2 separate regions of the Homo sapiens genome follow, and region 2 is linked to region 1. Evidence: read pairs that join two places in POLR2A ChIA-PET (ENCODE). Cell type or tissue: IMR-90. All regions are shown on one strand. Links, peaks and the distances in the headings refer to the core of each region. The heading gives the core; the rest is flanking DNA. Region 1 has its middle 74 kb from the start of FRY-AS1. Region 2 overlaps FRY (FRY microtubule binding protein).

Region 1 (2,919 bases), core at 331-2,830:
GTGAACATTTTCCCAGGTTCATCTGATGTTGTCCCATCCCCTGGTCAAGAACTACTGACTTAAAGAAAGTGGAAAAGATCTTCAAAGATCAAAGTTTATTTGTAAACTATTCTAAGTTTCACGTGTAAGAAGCAGGAGGCAGCTATGCCTGGCAGACCTCTGTTGCTTCCCCTTGCAATCCAGTCCCCTTCCACGTACCCACCCAACCACTACCACCCTCGAAGTTTAGTGTATTCTCTGGCAAGAGAGGAACCTGTAATTTGAGTTTCATCATATGCAAAGTGCCTCTGTGTCCCCACTCATAACTGTAAAAACCAGAACTGCAGAGTGCAGAGGTCCAAACACACCCATATTACGGTCTTTGTTCTAAATCCTGCTCACACCATAGGGTAAAATATTAGGACTCGCTCTGTGCCTCTCAACCATCTTTTTTTTTTCCTTTTATTTTTAGTTGACATATAATAATTGTACATATTTATGGGATAGAGAGTAATATTTCCATACATATATACAATGAGTACTGATCAAATCAGGGTAGTTAGCATATCCATCACCTCAAACATTTATCATTTCTCTGTGTTGCAAACATTTAGAATTCTCTCTTCTAGCTTTTTTTTTTTTTTTTTTTTTTGAGATGGAGTTTCATTCTTATCACTCAGGCTGGAGTGCAATGACGCGATCTGGGCTTACTGCAACCTCCGCCTTCTGGGTTCAAGTGATTCTCCTGCCTCTGCCTCCCAAGTAGCTGGGATTACAGGTGCACGCCACCACACCCAGGTAATTTTTGTATTTTTGGTAGAGATGGGGTTTCACCATATTGGTCAGGCTGGTCTCGAACTCCTGACCTCAGGTGATCCACCCGCCTTGGCCTCCCAAAGTGCTGGGATTACAGGCCTGAGCCACCACACCCAGCTTTGGCTTTATGAGAATGTACAATAAGTTATAATTAACCACATTCACCCTACAGTGCTACAGAACACCAGAACTCATTTCTCCTATCTAGCTGTAATTTTATATCTGTAGACCAACCTGTCCCCATCCTTCCCTCCCCCTTGCCCTTCCCAACCTCTGATACCCCCAATCCTACTTTCTGCTTTCATTAGCTCAAATTTTGGGGGGGCTCCCACAGGTGAGTGAGAACATGCAACAATGAATTTTTTAAAATGGTAACAGTGCCTGTTAGAGGCAGCTGATTAGAGTAAGTTGGATGAATGAGAAACATTTCAAGGTTTTTAAAAATAAAAGCTCTCAACAATACAGATGATATTATAAAATATAGAAATGTTTAATGAAGAAGAGTTAATGAATATCATCGGTGATACTGAGTGCTGCACAGAAACTTCATTACTCAGAATTAGGGTAAACTATAGCTACATATTTTCTTTTGTTACTGAATCACATCCATATGAAACAAATAGCAATCTGGAAACTTCTCAAAAGAAATATTCTCGAAATGTGATTATTTATAATAAGGATGCCATGAATCACTATATAGTTATTTAAACAAAAGGCAAGGCAGTTTTGGAAAACTATAAACATTGCAAAGTTATGGCCTTGTATTTTTTCTTATTTTCTGCTAAATTAGAAAGAAATTTGCTGTTTCAAATATACTCAAGCTGTTCAGTTCTTCAACAAAAAGTAGGTGACTGAAAACTGTATGTTTAACTATGCTTAAGTTAATATTTATAGTAATGATAGAAGCCATTTTATTGGCAATATATCACTTCCTGATTTCCACACCAGGCATTCCCACATGCACAAACAGGTGTGTGGGAGGAAGGGAAATGGGCAAGAATGATTTCCTTCAAGAGGCTACTGAGAATGAAAACTCAAAATCTGCACAAATAGGGGTGGTGGAAGGAGAGAAAGAAAACTCCATGCCAGAAATAACATGCTTAGCAGAGAGAGAGAGAGAAGAAGAAGAAGAAGGAGGAGGAGGAGGAGGAGAAGAGGGGGGAAGGGGGAAGGGGAAGGGGAAGGGAGAGAGAGAGAAGGAAGGAAGGAGAAAGAAAAGAAAGAGAAAGAAAAGAAAAGAAGGAAGAAGAGGAAGGAGGAGAAAAAAACAGCAGAAATAAAGTAATGTGGCACCTATATCCACAGACATATCTTCCAGCAGGTAAAGTGTAAAGTAGTTTTTATTTTGAAAAGTTGATTGATACACACAGGGCTAGATAACTGATAAACTGCAGATAAGAAACTGGGTTTGGTGCTTGCCTGTGGGAAATGAGGATGTTCCTTAAATGTCACCTAGATGGTTAAAAGGAAGGGAAGTATGAGTGAGTCACTGCCGATTTGATGAGTAAGGGTTCCTTCTTTAAAAGGTTCTTTGGGATGGGCACGGTGGCTCACACATGTAATCCCAGCACTTTGGGAGGCCAAGGTAGGCTGATCACCTGAGGTCAGGAGTTCAAGACCAGCCTGGCAAACATGGCAAAACCTTGTCCCTACTAAAAATACAAAAATTAGCTGGGCATGGAGGCAGGCACCTGTAATCCCCAGCCACTTGAGAGGCAGAGGCAGGAGAATTGCTTGAACTCGCGAGGCAGAGGTTGCAGTGAGCCAAGACTGTGCCACTGCACTCCAGCCTGGGTGACAGAGCAAGACTTCATTTCAAAAAATAAATGAATAAAGTAAAATAAAATAAAATGTTCTTTGAAAGTTCCCAAACATTGAAAATAATGATGAATTAACAGAAGATTGAATGAAATGAGATAGTAAGAATCGAAGGTTTCTGTTTCATTCTCCCCACAAAACAACAACAGACTCTTTTATCTCTAACCAACTGCTGCCTTTGGAGGTTTTATAGGGATGTTGGCTGGGGTAGAAGTGGAGAACGAGACAGGGAGAGAGAGATTGAGGCTTTTAAGAGTTGCTGGCTACTCCTTCTGTTGCACTTCTCCTTGAAAGGCCTCCCTAGGG
Region 2 (2,919 bases), core at 118-2,617, 250 kb after region 1:
CCTCAAAAGTAACTTTTAAAAACTTAGCCATTAGAAAAGGTAAGGGCTTTAAGAACACACTGTTATCAGACGTGCCGATGAAGAGAGGTGAATTTTAATCCAAGTCCTTGGTCCATCCTAGGATAGCACAAAGATTAGCTATCACGGTGACAGCTCCTGCATGATGACAACTTATCTAAATGAGAGGTTTACTGGCCTAGTGTTCCTGTGGACTAGGCTCTGTGAAACATCCCTTGTTTTCTTTTTTCCTTCTCAGATTAAAAAAGTGGCAATATACTTGTGCCGTAACAACACCATTCAAACCATGGAAGAGCTTCTCTTTGAGCTGCAGCAGACAGAGCCCGTGAACCCCATCGTCCAGCATTGTGACAACCCGCCCTTCTACCGCTTCACGGCCAGTAGCAAGGCTTCCGCAGCAGCCTCAGGTAAGAAGAGCAACCGGGCAGACACCTGGTCACAGATCCCTGGGGTTTCCTTCATGTAGATTCCTGAAAGGATATGAGAATGTGTTTGTTACTTTTTTCTTATTCCTGTGTGTGCATTCAGTTAAGAGATGGCTTAAGAATAACTGAGACATGGGCTGGGCGTGGTGACTCACGCCTGTAATCCCAGCACTTTGGGAGGCTGAGGCTGAAGTCAGGAGTTCAAGACCAGCCTGGCCAACGTGACAAAACCCCGTCTCTACTAAAAATACAAAAACTTAGCCGGATGTGGTGGCACGCGCCAGTACTCCCAGCTCCTCAGGAGGCTGCAGGAGGAGAATCACTTGAACCCACGAGGCAGAGGTGGCAGTGAGCCAAGATTGCACCACTATACTCCAGCTTGGGCGACAGAGCAAGACTGTATCTCAAAAAAAAGAGAATAACTGAGTTTCTTAGGGATCATAGGGTTAATGAAATGATCTTGTAAAGATGACTGAGAATCTGTGGCTCAAGCATCCTCCATCACAGAACTTTGTATTTCAGCCGATCCCAGCCAGGACATTGCAGTCACTCAGGAATCTCATTTCTGGATCCCCCTTCTTGTATCTGGACCCTCCCTTGGCTATATTCCTTCAGCGTTGATTAAAATTCCCCCCAAAAGTATTATCACTTTTGGTTAATTGGTGTCTCAGCAACCTTTCATGAAATATATGCCATCCTCCTCAAATTCCTTGAAGTCTGCCTCCCTTCTGCTGACCTCATGCAGTAACTGCCTTCCAATTCCTCTCCTCCCTGAGTCTACTGTCTCCTCTGTTCGCCCTACACCCTGCCACCAGAGCAGTGTTCTTACAGGGAAGCAGTAGCACAGCAATCAGAAGTGCTAGGTGCTTGGCCTTACTTCACTAGCATTAGTTTAGTAACTCCTGGACCCAGAAATACTAAAGCAGCCAACAGCAGGGCCAGCCACTATAAATAAGCTCATTGCCTAAGTGGCCAGGAAGAAGAGGTTTCAAGAATGTAGGCTTGCTTTACGAGAGTTAAGGAATTTGGTTTGACCATAACAGATGTCTACGATTCTCTCATTTCAGTGGTGTGGGCTTGGAAGATTGTTTAGAATGTCTGAGATTGTGCAGAAGATGTAAAAAATCTTCCAAACATAAGAATTTACAGGAAATCTTTCCCTGGAATTACTTGAGACTTGAGCTTGACCCCTCAGCTTGCATCTTTTTATAAGTGTTTTTCTTCCATTCCCATCTACAGGAACCACCTCTAGCAGCAATACAGTGGTTGCTGGCCAGGAAAATTTCCCAGATGCTGAGGAGAACAAGATATTGAAAGAATCTGATGAAAGGTTGGTACACAAATTTGACTTAATATCCAGTGTAATGTTCTGCAATAATCTATACATAGACATCAATACAGGTTTGTGGAGTTTCATAAATTTTACACGTACATAAAAATCCTTCTTTGTTTTTAGAAACTCAGACTTACTTTCCAACTCTACTCAGTATATCCCTAAAGATAACAGTTATTTCTGTGCAAAGTCAGAGAAGAGAAAGATTAAGAAGGGTGTTGTTCTGGTGGTGGTGGAATTTCGCATACCTCAGGGCTTAGTAAAAACCATGAGTTGTTCTGCTAATGGACACAGACCATCTGGAATTAGAATTGCCATGTGAAATTTTCGAATCTGATAGTTGAATAATTTCTTAGGGATAGAGTAGTCATCTTGAGATGAGTTCTATGAAACATGATTATTATTATTTTACTTTTGCTTTGTGCTGTCTTGGTTAACCAAAACACTATCTTTTCCTGCTAAAAAAGTCTCCGTTCCCTCCACATTAGCTCTTTAATAATAATATTTCCCCTATATCTCAGCCTTCTTATTGCCTTGCCTATGAACTACTCATCAGTAGTCAAATCAGAGTCACTCTTTCCTGCAGTTGATTGTGAAGAGCAGGGAGACAAACCAGGAGAGAAAAACAAAACTCAATTTAAAAAAAATGAAAATTAGGATGATCCTCACGGTGCTTCAGCTGAGCATTTTATAGTGAAAGGTAATGAGGGAGCCCTTTTACTTAAGAAATTAGTAAAAAGGATGAGATGCTCATGAATTCATATTAAAGGTAATTTAGGGGATCCAGTGGTGAAAATAACTCACTTAGCCCAAAATGCCCCAGTAAGCCCACAGTGCTTCCTGAGCATCCTGAGGATTTCATCATGTGTATTGGGGCACAGTAGGGGCTGGCGTGGAGATGACCTGGCACAGGGCTGCCTGCCCTTGGGGCTCTGAAGGCTCCTTCCCTAATTCAGGCACCAGCCAGATTCCTCACTGCATCACTGGGCAGCTGTGTTACCTTCAGGCAGATGCTCATCCATACGGGCTTCCCTTCAGACTAAAAGCCCAAACCCAGCAGATCACGAATTATAGACCTTGTCCTTTGAAGTTCTCTAATAAAGCCTTTTATTTCTTTCTCAGGAATGAATAAAGGTTTTTATA

The links. Peaks named below come from ENCODE experiments on the same cell type or tissue, not always from the same donor. Only the 100,000 strongest peaks of a DNase experiment are listed, where the experiment ranks them.
Region 2: POLR2A ChIA-PET joins it to region 1 with 5 read pairs; 3 of 35 experiments call an interaction of 5 or more read pairs at or near these places.

Annotation. Positions count from the first base shown.
Region 1 is chr13:31,955,695-31,958,613 of GRCh38, forward strand. It overlaps the pseudogene EEF1DP3. Among named protein-coding and RNA genes, the nearest start is that of FRY-AS1, 74 kb to the right of the region's middle. In IMR-90, for the core only: no CTCF peak of the experiment used is centred there; a DNase peak (open chromatin) is centred at 1,467; H3K27ac peaks cover 1,381 bases.
Region 2 is chr13:32,210,610-32,213,528 of GRCh38, forward strand. FRY (FRY microtubule binding protein) reads left to right here. Exons shown (of 61, transcript NM_023037.3): 34 at 257-425; 35 at 1,683-1,773. Among named protein-coding and RNA genes, the nearest start is that of ZAR1L, 100 kb to the right of the region's middle. RefSeq lists an enhancer at 1-730. In IMR-90, for the core only: no CTCF peak of the experiment used is centred there; DNase peaks (open chromatin) are centred at 1,442 and 2,042; H3K27ac peaks cover 2,108 bases.